Regions from separate parts of the Homo sapiens genome. Here region 2 is linked to region 1. A link is a loop called in an ENCODE intact Hi-C map of the cell type or tissue named here. Cell type or tissue: CD14-positive monocyte. All regions are shown on one strand. Each heading gives the region's core, and the rest is flanking DNA. Links, peaks and the distances in the headings are about the cores only.

The links. A loop is a pair of places that touch in the nucleus more often than their neighbours do. Peaks named below come from ENCODE experiments on the same cell type or tissue, not always from the same donor. Only the 100,000 strongest peaks of a DNase experiment are listed, where the experiment ranks them.
Region 2: a loop joins it to region 1, with 1.9 times the contacts of the local background. A loop is called at or near these places in 2 of 110 quality-filtered maps.

Annotation. Positions count from the first base shown.
Region 1 is chr21:45,648,988-45,661,211 of GRCh38, reverse strand. All of the region lies in intron 1 of PCBP3 (poly(rC) binding protein 3), which reads right to left. Among named protein-coding and RNA genes, the nearest start is that of PCBP3, 11 kb to the right of the region's middle. In CD14-positive monocyte, for the core only: no CTCF peak of the experiment used is centred there; no DNase peak of the experiment used is centred there.
Region 2 is chr21:45,703,678-45,715,901 of GRCh38, reverse strand. The region is part of intron 2 of PCBP3 (poly(rC) binding protein 3); the gene reads right to left. Among named protein-coding and RNA genes, the nearest start is that of PCBP3, 66 kb to the right of the region's middle. In CD14-positive monocyte, for the core only: no CTCF peak of the experiment used is centred there; a DNase peak (open chromatin) is centred at 6,521; H3K4me3 peaks cover 527 bases; H3K27ac peaks cover 874 bases.

The DNA.
Region 1 (12,224 bases), core at 4,229-9,228:
TATATGCATGTAATAAAACTGTACTTGTTCCCTCTAAATCTATTTTTAAATTGAAAAATAAAAATTATTAAAAACAAAACTGTAACAAGTACAGATAACTGTAAAAGCCAGTAATTACAAATCTGTGTTGAAGTGAACAGAATGTACAAGATATATATATATATTTTTTTTGAGATGGAGTTTTCCTTTGTCTCCTAGGCTGTAGTGCAATGGTGCAATCTCAGCTCACTGCAACCTCTGCCTCCTGGGTTCAAGCAATTCTCCTGTCTCAGCCTCCCTAGTAGCTGCAATTACAGGCATGCACCACCACTCCCGGCTAATTTTTGTTATTTTTTAGTAAAGACGGGGTTTCACCATGTTGGCCAGGCTGGTCTCGAACTCCTGACCTCAAGTGATCTGTCCGCGTCGGCCTCCCAAAGTGTTGGGCTTACAGGTGTGAGCCACCATGCCCAGCAAGATGTACTTTGTATGACAATAACAGCACAAAGGAAGAAGGAGGGAATGGAGATATACAGAAGCAAAGTTTCTGTATACTAGTGAAATTAGACTGGTACTAATCCAAACTAAACTGTTACAAATTGCCAGTAGTAAGACCCCAAGTAACCCCTAAGAAAATAAAAAATAGTAAAATAAATGAAAATATCTATTTAACACAAAGTCAGTAATGGAGTAATAGAAAATTCAAAAAGACATTGCATAGAGAAAACAAGAAGCAAAATGGCTGGCATAAATTTCACCTTGTCAAAATTGCATTAAATGTAAATGGATTAAACATTCCAATATAAGCACAGAAATTGTCTAAATGGATTTTTTAATGATTCAGTTATATGTAGTATACAAGAAAGACACTTAAATACAACGAACAAATAAGTTAAAAGCATGGAAAAATATATACAATGCAAACAGTAACCAAAGGAGAGCTTGAATGGCTATATTAACATCAGAAAAAAACGGTCTTTAATACAAAAATTGTTATTACAGACAAAGAATATTTTATAACTATAAAAAGGTCAATTCATCAAGAAGCTCTAACAATTATATACATATATATACATATATATATGTGTGTGTGTATACATATAAAATAAAGCCCCAGAATGCATGAAACAAAAAATTAAGAGAAAAAAGGGAGAATCAGACAGTTCAACAGTAACAGTTGGAAACTTCAAAAGTCCGTTTTCAATACAGGATGGAATGCAAGACAGAAAATCAGAAAGAAAACAAAAGATTTAAACAATACTAATAAACTAATTAGACCTAGCAGACATTTATAGAATTCTCCATTCAAAAAGCAGAAAACACATTATTCTCAAATACACATGGAACATTCTCTAGAACAGACCAGGTGTTAGCCAAGAAAATAAGTCCCAAAATTTTAAAGGATTGAAGTAATATAAAATATGTTCCCCAACCACAAGGGAAAAAAATAGAAATCAGTAACAGATAAAAATTTAAGAAATTCAAAAGTTTGTGGAAATTTAACAATACACTGCTAAATAACCAGAGTCAAGGGAGAAACCACAAGGGAAATTAGAAAATACTTTGAGATCATTAAAAATGAGGCCAGGCACAGTGGCTAACGCCTGTAATCCCAGCACTTTGGGAGGCCATAGCGGGAGGACTGCTTGAGCCCAGGAGTTCGAGACCAGTCTGAGCAACATGACAAGACACTGTGTCTCACAAAAAATTAAAAAATTAGCCAGGTGTAGGGGAATGCACCTATAGTCCCACCTACTCAGGAGGATGAGGTGGGAAGATCGTTTGAGCTCAGGAGACTCAAAGTTGAGGCTGCAGTGAGTTGTGATGGCACCAATGCACTTTAGCCTGGGTGTCAGACCAAGGCCCTGTCTCAAAAAAAAAAAAAAAAAAAAAAAGGAAAGTAAAAGAAAGCACAACATATCAAAACTTATGAAAGGCAGTAAAAGCAGTTCTTACAAAATTATAGCTGTAAACACCTATGTTAAAAGAGAAATATCTCAAATCAATAACCTAACGTTCTACCTTAAGAAATCAGAAAAAGAGCCAACTAAACCTTTGCAAGTGGAAGAAAGAAAAAAACAAATATTCGAGCAAAAATGAAACAGAAAATAGAAAAACAACAATGAAACCAAAGTTTTTTTTTTAAAAAAAGACCAATGAAACTGACAAACTTTTATCTAGAATGACCAAGAAAAAAAGAGGGAAGACTCAATTTACTAAAATCAGAAAGAAAACTACCAACCTTACAGAAATAAAAGGACTATAAAGAAATATTATGAACAACTGATGGCCAATAAATTAGATAACCTAGGTGAAATTCACAAATTCCTAGAAAGACAGAAACTATCAAAACTTAAAAAACAGTACATCTGAAAAAAACCTAAAACAAGTAAAGATATTCAGTATTTTAAAAATTTCCCACAAGGAAAAATTAGAAACAGATGGCTTCACTATTAAATTCTATCAAACATTTAAAGAATGAACACCAATCCTTCACAAGGAGAAACGGACACTTGCCAACTCATTCTATAAGGCCAGTATTACCCTAATACCAAAACCAGACAAAGAGATCACAAGAAAACTATAGATTAACATGTCTTAAGAATACAAACTTAAAAATCCTTAACAAGGCTGGGTGTGGCGGCTCATGTCTGTAATCCCAGCATTTTGGGATGCCAGGGCAGGCAGAGCACTTGAGGTCAGGAGTTCAAGACCAGCCTGGCCAACATGGTAAGACCCTGTCTCAACTAAAAATTCAAAAATTAGCCATGCATGGTGGCACGCACCTGTCATCCCAGCTACTCAGGAGGCTGAGGCAGGAGAGTCGCTTGACTCCAGGAGGCAGAGGCTGCAGTGAGCTGAGATCGCACCTCTGCACTCCAGCCTGGGTGACAAAGTGAGACTCCATCTCAAAAAATCCTCAACAAAACACTTGCAAAACCGAATCCACCAATATATAAAAAGGATTATATGCCATGACAAGTGGGATTTATCTAGGGAATTCAAAGTTGGCTCAACATACAAAACTGAATCAATGTAATACATGACATTAATATAATAAAGGACAAAAATAACAGTATAGATGCAGGAAAAGCATCTGACAACATTCAACACGCTTTCATGATAATAACACTCAACAAAATAGGGATAGAAGGGAAATTCCTCAACCTAATTAAGGGCATCTATAAAAATTCACAGCTACCTATACTTACTGGTGAGAGGCTAAAAGCTTTCCCCCTAAGATAAGGAACAAACAATGATGTCCACCCTTGCCACAACAATTAAACATTGTGTTAAAGCTTATAACCAGGGCAATTACATGAGAAAAATTTTAAAAAGGCATGCAGATTAGAAGCAAAGAATTAAAAGTATCTATATCTGCAGATAATATAATCTTGCATATAAAAAATCCTCAGGAATCCACTAAAAAACTATTATAGCTACTAAATCCTATGCTCATGGATTGGAAAACTTAATATTGTTAACCTGACAATACTCCCCGAATTATCTACAGATTCAATTAATCCCCATCAAAATTCTACCTGCCTTTTTTTTTTTCCAGAAAGTGACAAACCAAACCTAAAAATCATATGAAAATGCAAGGGACCAGGAATAACCAAAATAAATAAAAAGACCAAAGTTGAAGGACTCACACTTTCCAATCTTAAAACTTACTACAAAGCTACAATAATCAAGACTGTGTGCTGCTGGCATAGAGAGAGACATATAGGTCCATGGAATAGAGTTGAGAGTTCAGAAATAAACCCATATTTTATGGTCAACTGAGTTTTGACAGAAGTGCTAAGGCCATTCAATAGGTAGTCTTTTGAACAAATGGTACTAGGACTAGACAGCCACAGGCAGAAGAATGAAGTTAAACTCCTCCTTCATACCATAGACAAAAATTAACTCAAAACGCACCAAAGACCTAAATTTCAGAGCTAAAACTATAAAACCCTTAGAATAAAACGGAGGTGTAAATCTTTGTGACCTAGGATTAAGCAATGTCTTAAATATGACAAAGCACAAGCAACAAAAGAAAAAAATAGATAAATGCAGTATTACCAAAATAAAAATCATTTGTGCATCAAAGGATACTATCAAGAAAATGAGGCTGGGCACGGTAGTTCACACCTGTAATCCCAGCACTTTGGGAGGCCGAGGCAGGTGGATCACGAGGTCAGGAGAGCGAGACCATCCTGGCTAACACGGTGAAACCCTGTCTCTACTAAAAATACAAAAAATTAGCCAGGCGCAGTGGCGGGCACCTGTAGTCCCAGCTACTCGGGAGGCTGAGGCAGGAGAATGGCATGAACCTGGGAGGCAGAGCTTGCAGTGAGCCGAGGTTGCGCCACTGCACTCTAGCCTAGGCGACAGAGCAAAACTCTGTCTCAAGAAAGAAAGAAAAGAAAATGAAAAGACTACTCACAGTTGGAGGGAAAATATTTGCAAATCATATACCTGATAAGGGACTAACATACAGAATACATAAAGAACACTTACAACTCAGCGATAAAAAGACAATCCAGTTTTTAAATGGGCAAAGGATTTATTTATTTTTGTTTTTGTTTTCAGCTATTTTTTTTAATTTATTATACTTTAAGTTCTGGAATACATGTGCAGAACGTGCAGGTTTGTTACACAGGTATACACATGCCACGGTGGTTTGCTGCACCCATCAACCCGTCATCTACATTAGGTAGTTCTCCTAATGCTATCCCTCCCCTAGGCCCCCACCACCGACAGGCCCTGGTGTATGATGTTCCCCTCCCTGTGTCCATGTGTTCTCATTGTTCAACTCCCACTTATGAGTGAGAACATGCGGTGTTTGGTTTTCTGTTCTTGTGTTAGTTTGCTGAGAATGATGGTTTCCAGCTTCATCCATGTCCCTGCAAAGGATATGAACTCATCCTTTTTTATGGCTGCATAGTATTCCATGGTGTATATGTGCCACATTTTCTTTATCCAGTCTATCACTGATGGGCATTTGGGTGGGTTCCAAGTCTTTGCTATCGTGAACAATGCTGCAATAAACATATGCATGCATGTGTATTTACAGTAGAATGATTTATAATCCTTTGGGTATATACCCAGTAATGGGATTGCTGGGTCAAATGGTATTTCTGGTTCTAGATCCTTGAGAAATCGCCACACTGTCTTCCACAATGGTTGAACTAATTTATACTCCCACCAAAAGTGTAAAAGCTTTCCTATTTCTCCACATCCTCTCCAGCATCTGTTGTTTCCTGACTTTTTAAGGATTGCCATTCAAACTGGTGTGAGACGGTATCTCATTGTGGTTTTCATTTGCATTTCTCTAATGACCAGTTATGATGAGCATTTTTTCATGTGTCTGTTGGCTGCATAAATGTCTTCTTCTGTTCATATGCCTTGCCCACTTTTTGATGGGTTTTTTTTTCTTGAAAATTTGTTTAAGTACTTTGTAGGCTCTGGATATTAGACCGTTGTCAGATGGATAGATTGTAAAGACGTTCTCCCATTCTGTAGGTTGCCTGTTCACTCTGATGATAGTTTCTTTTGCTGTGCAGAAGCTCTTTAGTTTAATTAGATCCCATTTGTTAATTTTGGCTTCTGTTGCCATTGCTTTTGGTGTTTTAGTCATGAAGTCTTGGGCAAAGGATTTAAATAGCCATTTCTCCAAAGAAAAAACAAAAAGGGCCAATAAGCAGTACATAAAAAGGGCTGAATACCATCAGTCACTACAGAAATGCTAATTTATACCACAATATCTACTACTTCCCACCCACTACATGGCTATAATCAAAAAACTGGAAAATAACAAGTGTTTGAGAGAATAGAATGTGCAGAAATTGGAACCCTCATAAATTACTGATGGGAATATAAAATGGTGCAGCATTTTACATTCCAAATTGTTTGGAATTTTACATTGCCAAATTGTTTCCCGAAGATGTTGCAGCATCTTCGGGAAACAATTTGGCAGTTATTCAAAAAGTTAAACAGAGTTACTGTATGACTCAGCAATTCTACTTCTAGTGTAAACCAAGACAAGTGAAAACATATATTCATATGAAAACTCGTACTACTGTTCATAGCATGTTGTTCATAACAGCCAAAAAACAACCGAAATGTCTATCTACTGATGAATGGATAAACAAAATGCCATATATCGATACAACTGAATATTAGCCACAAAAAGGAATGAAATACTGATACATACTACAACATGGATAAAGCTTGAAAATGTTATGCAAAGTGAAAGAAGCCAGACACAAAAGGCCACATACTATATAATTCCACTCATATGAAATTTCCATAATGGGCAAATTCTTAGAGATGAAAACTAAATTCACAGTTGCCAGGGCCTTTGGGGAGGAAGAAACAGGTAGTTACTGTGTATGAGGTTTCTTTTTAAAGTGAAGAAAATGTTCTGGAATTATGTAGTAATGACAGTTGCATGACCTTGAAAATACACCAAAAAACACTCAATTGTAAACTTTAAAAGGGTGAATTTTATAGTGTGTGAATTATATCCCACAAAACGTTTAAGTAAATTGAAAGAATTTGTTAAAAGATGAAATAAAAATATTTTTAGATTAAAAAATATGTAATGTTGGCCAGGCGCGGTGGCTCACGCCTATAATCCCAGCACTTTGGGAGGCCAAGGTGGGCAGATCACGAGGTCAAGAGATTGAGACCATCCTAGCCAACATCGTGAAATCCTGTCTCTACTAAAAATACAAAAATTAGCTGGGCGTGGTGGCGTGCACCTGTAGTCCCAGCTACTGGGAAGGCTGAGGCAGGAGAATCACTTGAACCTGGGAGGTGGAGGCTGCAGTGAGCTGAGATCACGTCACTGCACTCCAGCCTGGCAACAGAGCAAGACTCCATCTCAAAAAAAAAAAAAAAAAAAAATGCAATGTCTACATCAGCTGACCTGCAATAAAGGAATTTCTAAAGAGGGCCCTTTGGGCAGAAATGAAATCATCCCAGAATAAGTTAGAAATGCCAGGGAGCAATGAAGAGCAAAGAAAAGACAAGTATCTGAATAAATCTAAATGAACACTAACTGTTAATATTACTGTTAATACAATACTGTTAATGTTACCAGTAATAATACTATTAATACCAATATTGTTAATATAATACCGTTAATATTAATTTATTTCACTGAATTTAAAAAGAATATATAGAATTAAAGTGCATAATAATAAGCACATATGAATCTGGAGGGGGGTCATAGAGTTCAAGTCTTCTAAGAAACTATGATCTGTCTAGGAGAAAGATAAAGGTATAACTACATTATCTGGATAAGTTAGTAACAATTTACACAATAACCACTAAAAGAACAAAAAATAGGACAATCTCCAAACTACTGGAGAAGGTGGAAAAATGGAATGATTTTTTCAAAAAATCACATTATCAGATTAAAATAATGCAAGAAAAGAGAGAAAAATAAACACAGAAAATGTAGGACAAGACAAATACATAATAGAATCGTAAATTTAAACCCAAATAGATCAGTAATTACATTTAATGTAAATGAACTGTTCCAATTAAAAGACAAAGACTGTCAGATTGAATGAAAAAAATATCTAACTATACTCTTTGCAAGAGACATACCTAAAGCATAAAACTATAGTAAGGTTGAGAATAAGATAAAAAACAAAGATAGTATGTAAATATGAGCCTAAAACATCTAGCATGGCTATGTTAATATTAACATCAGACATACCATATCATAAAGTCAAATATTAATTACTAGATATAAAGAGAACCAGTCATAATAATTAAAGTCTCCATTCATCAGGAAGACCTAATAGTTTTAAATCTGTGTGGCCCTGACAACACAGTCTCAAAAATTTATACATAAAAACTGGCAGAACTGCTAGAAAAAATAAGACAAATCCATAATCATCATGAAATTGTGTAATTATCTCAGTAATGAATATAACAACCAAAAAAAACTAGTAAGAAAGCAGATGTAACATGCTTACCAACTCAGCTAAACAGAATATTTAGTATAGTACATTGAACCCAATTATTTCCAGGCACATAGGAATATCTGAGAAAACTTACATACCATATTCTGGGCTACAAGGCAAATCAGCATATTTCAAAGGATTAAAATCATAGAAAGCAGGATCTTTGGGCAATATAATTTTGCTGAAGAATAATAAAACAAGAAAATATGCATATGTTTAGAAATGTTTAAACGTTCTTCTAAATTACCTAGGAATCCAAGAAAAAACCATAATGGAAATTAGAAAGCATAACAAACAATAATGAAAATGCCTTAGATCAAACTTTGTATGATGTAGTTGAGGCATTGTTTACAAGAAAATATATCACTTTAAACACACATATTAGAAAAAAAGGAAAAGCTGCAAATTAATAAATTAAGCATTCATCTCAGATTAGAAAAGAGAACAGCTATAAGAAAGGAAAATTACAAGCCAATTTCACTCACAGGCACAAATGCAAAAACTCCAAACAAAATATTAGTCATCAGGGCGGGCGTGGTGGCTCACACCTATAATCCCAGCACTGTGGGAGGCCGAGGCGGGCAGATCACCTGAGGTCAGGAGTTTGAGACCAGCCTGGCCAACATGGTGAAACCCCGTCTCTACTAAAAAATACAAAAATTAGCCAGGCGTGGTGGAACGTGCCTGTAATCCCAGCTACTCTGGAGCCTGAGGCATGAAGAACTGCTTGAACCCGGAAAGAGGAGGTTGCAGTGAGCCAAGATCATGCCACTGCACTCCAACCTGGGCAACAGAGCAAGACTCCGTCTCAAAAAAAAAAAAAAAAGCCATCAGAATCCAGTCACATATTTTAAGAATAAGCTGGCATGATCAAGTTATGTTTAAATAGTAGTCATCTGTGGGTAGTAGAATTATCAAGATTTTATTCTGCTTTTTATGCTAATCTTTCCTTTAGAAATTTTCTACACAAACATCCATTACTTTAGGGACCAGGAAAAATATTTTTGAATTAATCATTAATATTCTGATCTCTCATCTTTTTGAGATCAACTAATTAATAAATGGCAAGAAGAAAAGAACAAGGGCTGGCTCAGAACAGCCATTCTGTCTGAATAATATAAGGATACAAGGCTTTATTTGTCTCAGTGTCTCTACTGGGTTGACTGAGAACAAAGAAAGGGTGAATAGGAGTAGAAAAGGATTTACAAAGATAGGAATGTGATAATAGCAATTTGTAGGCTTTTCCCCAAACATTAAAGGAGCGATCTCATACACAAATGCGTCTATAAATAGAATCCATATTGCACTTTAATGAATAATTTAAAACCACTCTGCAAACAGGGTTAAGAAAACAGGAACCTAGATGCTCAAAAATCAATAGTTCTGTCCTATCCCAACCTGGTGAGTTACAGAAACAGATGTCTAAGTCTTACATTATTTTTTAGAAATGTTGGAAAATAGATGGTTAGGTAGAAAAGGACTTAAAAACATTTACAACCTTTGAGCTAATAGTTCTACCTTTAGAAATTTAGAAGCAATCAGTGATACGCACAATGATTTTTGTATAGGATATTTTTCAAAGCATTATTTATCATGATGAGTATTTTAAAGCAACATAAATGTCTAGCTATAGGGAAATGGTTCAATAAACTGGGACACTCTTTGGAATAGTATGCAGCCATTTGAAATCATATTTTAGAAGAACACATTATGAGACAAGGAAATGCTCATGATCTAGTAAAAGGAAAAATATTGGTTCAAAAAACATACTTTGGAATGAATCCCAACTTTAGGATATGCATATCATACATAAATACAAGTAGGAAAAAACACTGAATATCCTTTTGTGCTAAGATTAAGGATAATGTTGATCTTCTACTTTATAATTTTCTGTTTCTTCCAATTTTTCTACACAAAACATTTGTATTACTTTTATAAATAGAAAAAACGTTGTATAAAAGAAAATAAATAATAAGCTGGTTACCTTAAATAGAGTCGAACACCCTTCATCAACCCAAATCCACTTCTAAGGGGAGGTCAGTAGAGATCAGTACATCAGTTTTCTATTGCCACATAACAAGCTATCACAAATTTAACACCTTAAACCAATATGTATTTAATATCTCACAGTTTCTGTGAGTCACGAATTTAAGCAGGCTTAACTGGGTCCTCTGCTTAGGGTCTCACAAAGCTGCATTCAAAGTGTTTGCCAGGCTGTGTTCTCACCTGAAGCCTTGACGGGAAGAATCTGTTCCCACGCTCACTCAAGATTATTGACAAAATTTGTTTCCTTGTGCTATTGGACTGAGTGCCCCCTGCTTCCAGGATGAGGAAGATTCTACCACCCCGCCCCATCTGAAATTAGGTATGGCCAGAATGACTCCTTCTGGCCAATGAAATGTGAGCAGAATGGACTAGCGACCCTTCCAAAGTGATTAATTGCTACTGCAAGTGTCTCCATATTTAAAAAGGTCCAGATCCAGACCATTTAAGAATCGATTTTGCCAAATTTCCAGGAAATAAAAATTCCTCCCTTTCCAAAACTATGACATTTGGGAGGCCAAGATGGGAGAATTTCTTGAGCCCAGGAGTTGAAGACCAGCCTGGGCAACATAGCAAGACCCTTATTCTACAAAAAGAAAATTTAAAAATTATCTGAGCATGGTGGTTTGCGCCTATAATCCCAGCTAATCAAGAAGTTAAGGCAAGAAGATCACTCGAGTCCAGGACTTCAAGGCTGCAGTAGGATATGATAGCACCACTACACTCTAGCCTGGGTGACAGAGAGAGTCCCTGTCTCTAAAAAAAAGAAAGAAATTATTACAAAGATGATGAAGTATCATGTTGATACCAAATCTGAATAAGGGTGATACAAGAAAAGATTATCACTGGTCAACACCTCTTATGAATATATATGCCAAAATCCCAAATATTTGCATATTGGGTCCAATAATTTAGGCTGGAGTGCAGAGGCATGATCACAGTTCATTGCAGCTTCAACCTCCCAGCCTTAAGTGATCCTTCAACCTCAGTCCCCCAAGTAGCTAGGACTACAGATGCATGCCACCATGCCCGGCTAATTTTTTTTCTTTGGTTTTTTTTTTTGTAAAAATGGGGTCTCACTATATTTCCCAGTCTGGTTTTGAACTCCTGCGCTCAAATGATCCTCCAGCCTCAGCCTCTCAGTGTTGGGATTACAAGTGTGAGCCACCACACCTGGCCTGGTAATATTTTTTAATGTAGTACATCACAGTTTCTCCCAGGAAATCAATGATGGCTTAAATTAAAAGAATAAAATATCTCATCTCAATCACGATTTTTAAAAAAAGCTTAAAATTATCTAAATAAGTACACTGTATAGAAAACCATTTGAGAAAATTCAAAATCTATTCATGATTTTTTTAAAAAGCTTTTATTAAACTACTAGTAAAGTGATCATCCTTAACCTAATAAAGGAATCTACCAAAAAAAAAATAACAAAGTTCATAATTCAGTCTTTCACAGCATTTCTTTTAAATGAAAAACAATATAAGGATAATCTTACCACAATCTCCATACAACTTTCTCTAGTGGTCCAAGCAAAGGAAAAAAGACAAAAAAAGATCAATAAAAGATTTAAGAACTAGGGAGAAAGAAATTAAATTATCATTAGGTACATGAAGCAACCAGAAACTGATCCATGCATTTGTGAAATCTGATGTGTTTCAGAGGTACCACTGCAGATCACTGGGGAAAGGACTGTATTCAATAAACAATACTGGTACAATTGGTTATGAATTTGGAAAAAATTTAAAATTGGATCTCTATCTCATACCCCACACAAAAATAAGTTCTAAGTAGACTATAAAAAGCAAATATTTAAATATTTTTTAAAGAGGAGGATATATTATGACTGATATGGTTTGGCTGTGTCCCCAACCAAATCTCATCTTGAATTCCCATGTGTTATGGGAGGGACCCAGTAAGCAGGTAATTGAATCATGGGGGCAGGTCTTTCCCATGCTGTTCTTGTGACAGTGAGTAAGTCTCAAGAGATCAGATAGTTTTAAAAGGGGAGTTTCCCTGCACAAGCTCTCTCTCTTCTCTTGTCTGCTGCCATGTGAGATGTACCTTTCAACTTCCGCCATCATTGTGAGGCCTCCCCAGCCACGTGGAACTGTAAGTCCATTAAACCTCTTTCTTTTGTAAATTGCCCAGTCTCGGGTATGTCTTTATCAGCAGCATGAAAATGGACTAAAACAATTACCTTGTAGTAACACAAGATTTCTTAAATCAGACTCA
Region 2 (12,224 bases), core at 4,086-9,085, 55 kb before region 1:
TTTGGCAAATCTAATAAGGAACTAGTATCCAGAATATAAAAAAGAATTCCTAGAACAATAAAAACATGACTCACTTAAAAAATGGGAAAATGATTTGAATACACATTTCCCCAGAAAATATATGCAAATGGCCAGTAAGCACATGAAAAGCTTTCCAACATCATCAGTCATCAGGGAAATAAATGCCAATCAAAATAACACTGATATACTACTTCACATTCACTAGAACGGTAATAATCAAAAAGACAGACAATAACAAGTGCTGGTGAAGACATGCAAAATTGTTAACACTCATAAATTGCTGGCAGGAATGCAAAATGATGCAGCCAATTTGGAAAACACTCTGGCATTTTCATTCCCATTTCTCAGGGAAGGAAAGAATGGAGAGTGACTGATAATGTACATGGGATTATTTTCAGGGTATAAAGAATGTTCTGAAATTAGTGATAATACTTACACAACTCTGTAAATATATTAATACCAAAAACTACTCACTTGTACGCTTTAATGGGTAGATTTTATGGTATGCAAATTATACCTCAATTCAAAAAATAAACATAATAGACATCGATATACTTACCAGGAAGATTAAAAAGTTGTCAACATTTTGATTTGCTTTGGATCTCTTTTAAAAATGCTTGCAGATACCACCGAAGCCCTATACTCCACTGATACCCCTCTGTATAGGAAGGAAACCATATAATCTAGAGATGGCAAATCAGTACTCACATTCACGTGTACATATCTTCACCAGCCACGTGCATATCCAAAAACAATACCAAACTGCACTTATCCTTTTGCAACCTGCTTTGTTAACACTGTTACTGAGATTTATCCATTTTGATACCCATAGATTTAATTCATTCATTTTAATGTTGAATAGTTTTTGACTATGTGAATAAAACAAATGTCCAGTTCCCCTTCCTGAGAACAGTTAAACCGTGTTTTGCTCTTACAAACACCATAGGCCCATATCCATGGGCATCCACTAGTTCTTCTAGAGCAAATGCCTGAAAATGGCATCGGTGGGTCATATTATGTGCACATTTTCAACTTTACCTGAAAACGTGCCTCCAAAATAGTCTCCAAAGTGGTTATAAAAATGTGCACTCCCAAGAGCAAGGTCCCCACATCTCACCAGTACATATTAACTGACTTCATGCCTGCCAAGCTGATGAATGTGAAATGGTATCTCACTGTTTTAATTCACATTTCATGGATTCGTCTCAAAAATGAAGTTTTCATATACTTATATCCTTTCTGGCTTCTTCAATTTGACTTGTCATTTTACAGCCTTTTATCTATTATATGCTTATTCTTTCTAGATCTTTGATATTAATCCCTTTCAAGTTATATGATTTTCAAATGTATAATCTTATCTGTAGTTTTTCCTTTAAGTCTATGAATACCTTGTAATGTGAGCTTCATCATTGTGACTCTGCATATGCATGTGTGTGTGTGTGTGTTCCCTGAAACAGGTTTCCTAGAGGATGGGACTAAGGGTTAAGAGACGTAGAACCCAGTGTGGCACCAAGGCTTTTGGCCTAAGCAACCAGAAAAAGGAGCTGTCCTGGAATGGTCAAGAGTTCAGTTTTGGACATATTCAGTCTCAAATGCTTATTAGACTTGCAAATGGAAATGTCAAATAAGCACTGAGACAAATTAGTCTGGAGTTGATGGGAGAGTCCCAGAGCAAGAGTCATCAGAGCACAGCCAGTATTTAAAGTCGAGAGAAGAGATGAGACCCCAAAGGAGTGAGGGAAATGGAGGCGCAACCAACCACGCTGAAGAGAACGAAAACACAGAGCATAGGCAGTACATTCAGAAGAGTGTGTGGGAACTACTAGCCCTTAGAGGAAAGACAAAACAAGAGGACAGAAGTGTACAACGTTTATATTCTCCCATCCCCAAAACTGAAATAAAGGAAGAACACAACTGGAGTGTGACCAAGTGGCTCTGCACATACCCCACCCCTAGCTGTCCTGGCAACAGGCCCCTTTCATAAGACAACAATAAAATATTGCATGCAAATGAAGAAAACAGAAATCAGAAGCAGGGCCAAGACAACAGCACTGGCTCCTCCTTTGGGAAAGTTCTGGGAGGAGACAATGAAGCAGACTCACATGGCTGCACATCTGCAGCGTCATTCTCATCAGCACCAGCACCATCGAGAGGCTGCTGGAATGGCAGGTGCTCTAAGGAGTGCGTGCAGCCTGTCCTGTGCTCCCTCGTGCACCATGCAAGTAGCGGAGCATGGCGTCAGCAGGTGCAGGCACATCTTCAGGGAGCCCACACTGTCTCAAGAAGAGGGTCAGGTACATGCATAACCATGTGCAAAGTAAGGAAGAAATCTCACTCTGCCTTCATGAGGTGGTCGTTAGTGAGGGACAACATTCAAAAGCAGGCCCTGGGTAGGTAAGAACTCCGCATGGACAGACGAGGTGTGTCTGTATGGGGCTGTGTGGGCAGGACTGCTTATGCAGTCTGCAGAAGGGCAGTCCTAGCAGGTGGAAAGCAAGAGCAAGGCCAGCGGCTCATCCCGGTTTGTCTGGAGCATAAACCAACTAAAAGGGAGAAATGGTAGGTCAAGCTAGAGAGAGAGCCTACAAGCCAATGCGAGAAGATCTGGAATGCGAGGCCAAGGAAGGGGCTTGCTGGCGGTGCTTTATCTGGAAGATAAACGGACACCAAGCACAACTTTTTAGCAGTAGTGGCATGTTGAAATCTGGAATTCATTACTACTGGAAGTAATTTCCTAAAGTCTAGATAATACATTTTATCCCAAAATTCCCACGTGGTCCTAGAAGCTGGCCTCTGTAGCTTCCTGCAAAGGCATTAATAGTTCAGTGTAAATGACTCATGGAAAGAGCAACCCTCGGCCAGGTAAGGTGGCTCACACCTGTAATCCCAACACTTTGGGAGGCCAAAGCAGGAGGATCACTTGAGCCCAGAAGTTTGAGACCACAACACCACAGTGGCAAATGTGTGGGCAACACAGTGAGACCACACCTCTACAAATAATTTTCTTTAATTAGCTGGGCATGGTGGTGTGTACAGGTGGTCCCAACTACTCAGGAGGCTGTGGCAGGGGGATCACTTCAGTCCAGGAAGTCAAAGGCTGCAGTGAGCCATGATTGCACCACTGCACTCCAGCCTGGGTGACAGAGTGAGGCCCTGTCTCAATAGGAAAAAAAAAAAAATGAAAGAAAGAGCAACCCTCACAAGAAATGTATAATAATCATCATCATAATTAGTATATAATAGCTCAGGCTAATAAGATGCTGACCACAAACCAACGTGTACAGTGTCAGTAAAGATTCGGAGACAAGTCATTTGGAAAAGTAAAAATTTACTTGAAAGAGGTACAGAAGAGTCAGTTTTCAAAACTGGCTCACCACATTAAACACATCAAAATTAGGAAACTGCATATTAAAACAAGATACTACCTCACACCTGTTAGAATTATTAATATCAAAAAATCTGAAAATACTAAATGTTTGCAAGGATGTAGAACAGCAAGAAATCTCATTCACGGCTGGTGGAAATGCAAAATAGTACAGCCACTTTGGAAAAGAGTTTGCTAGTTTCTTATAAATTACACATACTTTTACAATATGATCCAGCAATTGTGCTCCCTGGTATTTGCCCAAATGAATTGAAAACTTATATCCACACAAAAACCTGCACACAAATGTTTATAGCAGCTTTATTCATAACCGCCAAAAACTGGAAGCAACCAAGACATCTTTCAATAAGTGAATGGATAAACAAATCAAGGTATATTTATACAACAGAATATTATTCAGTGATAAAAAGAAATGAACTATCAAGATATGAAGACAGACTAACTTTAAATGCATACCACTAAAGCTACATACTGTATCACTCCAACTATATGACATTCTGGAAAAGGCAAAATTATAGAGATGGTTGACAGATCAGTGATTATCAGGGATTCAGGGGCAGAGATAAAGAGATGAAGCACAGGGGATTTTTAGGTCAGTGAAACTACCCTGTATGATACTCTAATGATAACTACAAGACATTAAGCAGTTCTCAAAAACCATAGAACTTTACAACACAAAAATTAAACCTTAATGTATGTACTTTATTTTAAAACGTCATTTAGGATGTCCAATCTCAAGACAGGATGCGGAAAGTGACAAAACAATCTAACTGTATTAAAAATATATTAAACAACCTTAACAAAGGGGTTGGAGAATAAGGTGCTGACCTAAGTCATTTTAGAAATGAGTAGAATCTCTAAGGTTGAAGGAAAAAGGAACTGTAAGCACTGAAGTACATAAGCACTGTACTCTAATTGATAAAGTTGTTTACCAAGGAGTACAAGATAACAATCCTCATACTGCTATACATGTATACTAAAGGTGAACAATTAAGTAAATCAATAGTGGATGGTGCAAACCAGTTTCTCACTGTTGGAGTGAGAAGCCAGCAAGGGGAGAAGGCTAGAATAATCCGTGTGGCAATGGATTCAAGTTACAAATGTCAGTATGAACTAATGCTCAAGAAATGTACAGATGATTACATATAGAAATATCTATAGATGTATATACACACAGGTTAGCTCAAGAAAGATACAGATGGTTACATATAGAAATATCTATAGACATGTGCATATATACAGGTTAGTTAGTATACAAACATATATCTCCTTTGCTCTGTCAGCTAAAATGGCCTAAAAGCAACAAAACTCCCAGAGCAACAAATACATTCAGCACCTAGATATTGGTTTCTTATATTATTCTCCAATAAAAGGAACCAGGACTCCTTGGATAAATGGCTGATCCTAGCACAAGGGCAGGAAATACTATACACAAAATGAGCCTGGAGCATCATCACTTTCAGTAGTACCAGAAAGGAAAGAGGTGCTTAAAAACAAAACACACACACACAATGATGTGGGTATGTCAAAGGGACACAGGAACCAACTGAAAGTGCCCCCAATGGGCAAAGCTGGAGCAATTTGAGAGAAAAAAAATGCAACATGGAACTATAAACCCAAGAATTGTTTTTAAATCCATGCGTTCATGCTTAAATAAATAAATGATTGGAAAAATAAATAAGTGTGAGAGCAGATAAATCTCCCAAGATAATACTAGTCTAAATAATTTATACAGACACTCCATCCTCAGTGAGGCAGAGCACAACTCTCCACCCTTTAAGTGTGCACTACACAAGATGACTTCCTTCCAAACAGTACAGTATGGAAAGACAGAGAAAAAAAGAAGAGTTATTTGGGTTGGTTCCAAGTCTTTGCTATTGTGAATAGTGCCGCAATAAACATACGTGTGCATGTGTCGTTATAGCAGCATGTGTCCAACAATGATAGACTGGATTAAGAAAATGTGGCACATATACACCATGGAATACTATGCAGCCATAAAAAATGATGAGTTCATGTCCTTTCTAGGGACATGGATGAAGCTGGAAACCATCATTCTCAGCAAACTATCGCAAGGACAAAAAACCAAACACCGCATGTTCTCACTCATAGGTGGGAATTGAACAATGAGAACACATGGACACAGGAAGGGGAACATCACACACCAGGGACTGTTGTGGGGTTGGGGGAGGCAGGAGGGATAGCATTAGGAGATATATACCTAATGGTAAATGACGAGTTAATGGGTGCAGCACACCAACATGGCACATGTATACATATGTAACAAACCTGCACGTTGTGCACAGGTACCCTAAAACTTAAAGTATAACACTAATAATAATAATAAAAAAGAAGAGTCACTTTACAGTGAAGAAATCTGACAAACACACCTCAGCCAGGTGATCAAGGTCACCATGAACAGTGATGAGTCATGCTGACAGTGAGCTTCCTTGACATAAACTGACAGTGATAGAACTGGCAGTTTATCTCAGTGTCTTCATCCCCAAAACCCATAACTAATCACCAGAAAACACCAGATCCCAGCAGATCCCAAATGAGGCACATTCTACAAAGTACCTGCCCAGTCCTCCTCAAAATTGTCAAAGTCATCAAAAACAAGGAAAGTCTGAGAAGCTGTCACAGCCAAGAGGAGCCTGAGGAACCACAATGATTAAATATAATGTGGGATCTTGGCTAGGATCCTGGAACAGAAAAGGACATTACGGGAAAACTGAAGAAATCTGAAGTATGGACTTTAGTTAATAATAATGGCTGATATTGGTCCATTAACTATGACAAATGTCCCTTACTGATGTAAGATGTTAAACTGGATGTGGGGTTTACAAAGATTCTCTGTACCATCCTCATCATAATTCTGTAAATCTAACACCATTCTAAAATCAGAAAAAATATTAAGAAATAGCAATTAAAGAAAAAAAAAAGGTCCCCGTCTTAGTCTGAACATGTTGGGAAAACAGCAGCTCTCACGGCAGTGCCAAATTCTGAAAAGTCGTCGCCTATCTTCAGACACTGACATTGCAGAGGTCACGGTGATGGTGTCTTTAGAAGAGGAACCTAGAAAGTCCAAGTTTACAGGAAGTACTCAATATTTCATCATTTGAGGCACCCAGTTAGATGCCATGTATCTAAGATATAGAGTGTTTCTCCTCTGACTAAGGTATGTGATGTACTTAGTCACAACTGAAGCAGAAAATGTCAGCCTTGCCCCAAAATATTTCTTAATTCTTACAGTGAATACTCAGCTTAAGAGGCCGAATGTTCCGAAGACAGGCTAGCAATTTTGGACCCTGCCATAACAGCAGCCCCTTCTGCTGAGAACTTACAGCATGCCAGGCACTTCCTCTGCATGGCTGCTCTCCTCATGCCAGCTCAGCAAGACATGGACTGTTGTTTCTGTTTTACAAATGGGGAAACGGAGGCCCAGAAAGGCTAAGCATTTGTCCAAAAGTTCTGCCGCTAGCAAGCAAGGAAACCAGTCTTTGAAATCACATCTACCAGGCACTGAAGCTCAGGCCAGCTTCTTCATCCATGCTGGGTCCCTTGGCCTCTGCACACACATGGGCCTGCCAGTGGGGGCCTCGCCCAGCCATATGCAGAGCTTTCTGGACAACTGGACATGTGTGTGAACAGTGCAAATGCTCCTACGGGGAACAAAGGATTCTTCCGCCCTTGAAACAGAGCCAGGGTCTAAAAGCCTCTACGGAACCCACATGAATCACAGTCACCAATATGCCATTAGATCTTGGACATTAATTCCCTAAAAGTATTTCTGAATCTTTGAAGGGATTAACCCCTCATTGTATTAACTCCCACCCCTGCTGCAAGCTACGGTTGCTAGCTTTTCTTTTTCTATTTAAATGAGACATTGATTTTTATTTCTTTATCTCATGAAGTTTGCTTATATGAAGCTATGTTTTACAAGTGATCCCTTTCACTTTGTTTCCTGAATTTTAGGAGAATCCTTTGTCAGCTTCCAAGATTTCTATGGTTTCCAAACTTAAGCAGCAAAACAGTGGTGTTGCCCTCCTTGGCTTCTTGATCAACAGTGTTCCTCAAGGGTTCAGGGGGTCAGAAACCATGGGGATTCACAGGATCCCTGAACTCTCACAGCAGCAATTTGACCTTGGAATTGGGCAGAAATGCAGATTCTGACCCTCCTGCCACACCTCCTCCCATAAAGTGGCCCACCCTCTGCAGGAATACCTTCAGGAGACCAGAGCACCACTCTAGCCCTTGAGAAGAAAAGCTGCAACCTATCCCTCCCCCATAGTACCCACATGGTGATCCCAAACATCCTCCTTTCACATAGAACCAGTCTAAAGCTTTTTCCCAATTTCGGCATGTGGAACCCCTAGGAAGGAGGGAAGTAGGGTATGCTGAGTCAGGCTATCTCAGTAGAATTAAACTTCCTCAGTCCCATAGTTTTATTCAGTGATGAAGCAGAACGTCGGCTTTGCCACTGAAGATACCTGGGCTAAATCCTGACACCAGTGGAGTGACCTTGAGCAAGCTTCTCAGGTCATCCTCCTCACCTGGGAAGACCAGCTTCCTGGGGCTACATGTGCAGTCAAGATGACACCTGGGGTGCTCAGCTCTGCAGTTCAGAAGATGCTTCAGCGTGGGGTCTTGACACTTCCATTGTCTGCACGTGCCAGTGATGGCCCCACTCTCTCCCTGCCTCTCCCAGGAGTCCAAGTTCAGGCAGGCAGCACACAGAGAAGCAGGACTATCACCTCCACTATTTGGATATTATGCTCCTAATAATACCTCTGTATTTGGCAAATGTCCTCTGGAATCATTCTGATTATGCCTCAGTCAAGGATCACATGCAATGATGGCCCAAAGCCTCACCAAGTGTGGACAGAGGTGCTCACTGGAAATGCAGATCCCCACGCCTCACATCCACTGGGTCAGAAACTACATTTTATTTATTTTATTATTTATTATTTATTTATTTTTGAGACGGAGTCTCACTTTGTCTCCCAGGCTGGAGTGCAATGGCATGATCTCAGCTCACTGCAACCTCTGCTTCCCAGGTTCAAGCGATTCTCCTGCCTCAGCCTTCCGAGTAGCTGGGATTACAGGCTCCCACCATCACGCCCAGACAATTTTTGTATTTTTAATAGAGACGGGGTTTCACCATGTTAACCAGGCTGGTCTTGAACTCCTGACCTCAGGTGATCCACCCGCCTCAGCCTCCCAAAGTGCCGGGATTACAGGCATAAGCTACTGCACCCAGCCAGAATCTGCATTTTAAAAACCCAGGTGACTCGTGCACGCTAAAGTTTCAGAAGCACTGACCTAGATCCCCAGAGACAAAAAAGTATTCCAATTTCAAGGCTTCTATCAGGGAATATTTCCAAGTAGAAAGCATTACTCCTTTCCCGCTCCTGCTATCAATAATGTACGTGCACACTCAGTCAGCATGAAGAGCAAGCAGAAGCTGACCTTAGGGGCCTAGAAATAAAAGTTACAGAAAAGGACAAAATAAACTTGCTGACAAGCCTCATAACCAAGAGATTTTCTGTCATCTTTTTACCAACCTCTTTCTAAGCAGTTTCTTGAACTTTGTTTGATCCAAGTTGCAGAGAGAAATATTTTTTAAAGTAAATACCTAATTCCTAGATGTCAGTCCCACTGGGAACTGAAACAGTATCAACTGAAGCAGAGAGAGAACAGGGGCTTACTGGTGTCCCTGACATCTGAAAGGCAGCGTGCTCACCCTAAGTGCACATGGTGGATGCTCCACATCAGCCTGCCTCCCTCTGCCTGGCTAGGGCTTCTCAACCTAAATGCTGAAAGACCTCCTCATGTCATTTGGGATTTGTGCTAATTGAACCAGCACTTGCTGATTAAGCCAAAAATCTTTCCTAAATTCTAGAGCATTTACAGTACATGGGCAGCAGTGGGGACTGGGGAGGGAGCTATACAGAGGGAGAGAGAGAAATAGAGATAGGTAGGGAAAGGGGGGCAGTAGAGAGAGATGGCAGAGGGAGAGGGGAGGGAGAGAAAGGAGGGAGAGAGCAGAGGGAGGGAAAGGAGAAGCCTGCACTAGCAGCAATAGTGAGCTCCTGTCACACCCCAATGTGTAAGAGACTCTGCATACTGTAACGTCAGCCAGACTGGGCATCCAGGCAGCACACTCAGAATCAATGAACCTGCTGCTAGATGCTGTGAGCCTGGGCAGAGGGCTCTTCCTCCGGCTACACAGTGATGTCAGGGCCCCCAAGAGATTCGACTTTCCTGGTTAGGGGACCTGGACACTGCTGTTTTGCAAAAGCCCCCCAGATGACTAATGTGTAGTCAGAGTAGAGAAGACTGCTCCAGGAGGAGAAAGTTTGTTCAAATTCATTACCTTTGATGTACTGCAGCAATGAGGAGGATTTTCTAAAACACAACATTGCTAATGTAAAGGTGGAAAAGACTCTTTGACAACTGAGTGTCTTGAATGGTGAAAGGCTGTAAGAAAGATGGAGGGTCCTCTTCAAAACTGACTTTCACACTGACATAAACACACATGTGCAAAAGAATGATCTGTCCCAACAAGGGACGTGCTCTGTGCCTCCTTCACCTCTATGGAGACTGAATTAGTGAGCACCATGGCCAAGTCAGTATTTTATTCCTGCCTCCTGGGCTCACAGCAGGGGTCAGTAAGCCATGGCCCACAGACCATTTCTGTACAACCTATGAACCAAAAATGATTTTTATTATTTTAAAAGGCTGAGAGGGGGAAAAAAAAAGACTATAAGAGACCATATGTGACCCTCATGCCTGAAATATTTACTATCCAGGACTTGACAGAAAACATCCACGGATCCCTGATTTGTGGCAACCACAGGTGCCCAGAGGTTCCCTGTTTGGGTCCACACTGACAGGCACTTTCCCTGCCAATTCACAGACAGGAGCACCCTGACATGCCTTAAGCAGGTCAAGCCAGGTAGAAGTGCACGCCCAGTAAAGAATCCCCAGAGAAAACACAGCCACCAATTGCTAGACTCCCCAGGGAGCTGCAGGAGCCCTTGTCTCTATGTGCACAGGGGACATCTTCAGCCGAGGAGGGGCTCTGCTTGTCCCAGCCCTGGTGTCACTTACCCACTGTGCCCACATCTCCAGTCTGGGTCCTACTGTGACCTCACACAGAGACCCTAAGATGCTCACTGAGGCCCCTGCTCACAAGGGTGGGGCCTCAAGCTGAAGGTGTCCCTGGATAAGTACAAACAGCAACAGCCCTCACTTGGCCTCAGTGGCTGACACAGCCAGTCTCCACAGATTCCCTGGGAACCTGGCTGATCAAGGGAACTCACATAAGCAAATGAGCCTCACTCAGAGGATGCATCCACACGATGCTGCACAGAAAGCAACAGCCCAGTGCTCCTGAAAAGAGGCTGCAAGGGCCTTCCGGCTGGGCCCAGAGAGAGAGCTCCTCACAGCCAGCAAGGTGACCCTCACAACAGACTCTGGAATCAGCACACCGAAGCCAGAAAAAAGAGGCACACCTCCCCAAGATGGGCTCTGTGGAGGCTAATGGTAGAAACCAGGCTCCAGAGACCAAAGGGAAGCTGGTATTTGGTTATCTCCAGAATCAACTGCCATCATGTATTCAGCAGACAGCAGCGCCCTGTGTCGTCTACCTGCACTGTATCACATCACTCTCTAGGTCATTTGGCTCACAAAATTGATTTAGGAGAGATTATTCAATTCCATTTTACATTTTCATGTTTTGGAACTCTGCCAGCAGCAACTTCTGTTCTTCCAGAGGTCAGGAAGCTATGGACAAGGCATCTCTTGCTGTTGTAAACGGAACTCCATATTCCCTTTATGAATTTCCTGTCAATCTTCAAATTACTTCAAATACGATTGCCCTTCACTTAGACAATGTTTTATGTCTCCATGTCTCCCTCCTTCCCATATCCGATCACCGCCCCCCACCGCCAGCAGCAGACAGCACTCCCCTGGAGCCCCCTGGGGCGCCTCTGCCAGGGGAGAGCAGGAAAATGGGGGCAGACGCTGCGGCCTCCCAGTCTGCAGCTGGCCCGCAGACCACAGCAACAGAGGATAGCATGTCCTGCATTTTAAAACTTCCTGCTCTTGTTCCCAGTTCCCCCACCAACCACCATGTTTCCTTACTCCTTTCTGCAGACAAACTATGTCAACTCCCCTCATTCCTGAGGGCTCTGCTCCACCCCAGCAGTGATGGCCCTTCTCCCAGCCACCACTGACTCCACACTGCTCAGGGTTGCCACCAGAGTCTCCTTGGAGCCATCCCCAGCATCTGATATGACCTTCACCACCACCCACTCAGCGGCTGGGCAGTGCCCCTTGGCTTTCCTCCAGCTGACCAGTTTGTTCTTCCCAACTCAAGATAAACGTGTCTTCCCTTCTGACCTCTTGACATCAGCCAGAGGGCCAGCCTCCATCCTGGATCCTCGTCTCTCCTTGTACTCCCTACTTGGTAATTTCATCCATCAACCACTCGCAACCTCCATCTCCATGTCCTGGTCCTCTCTCCCAAACCCCTGCTAACATGTAACATTCCATTGCTATCCACCACAGGACATGTCCAAACTGCAACCTCATGTGACAACTGCAAAGCCACCTTGCTAGGCTATCAAGCCAAGAGCCACTCTTGATGCCTCTCCTTTTCATGTCACATGCATGTTCATGAGCAAGCCCCAGGAGATGTATCACCAAACTACACCCAGAACCCAGCCACCATGCATATCCACTGCTGCCACCCTGGTCACAGCCACCACCATCCTACCTGATGAATGTGCTCCTTCTTCTGTTCATGCCCCCC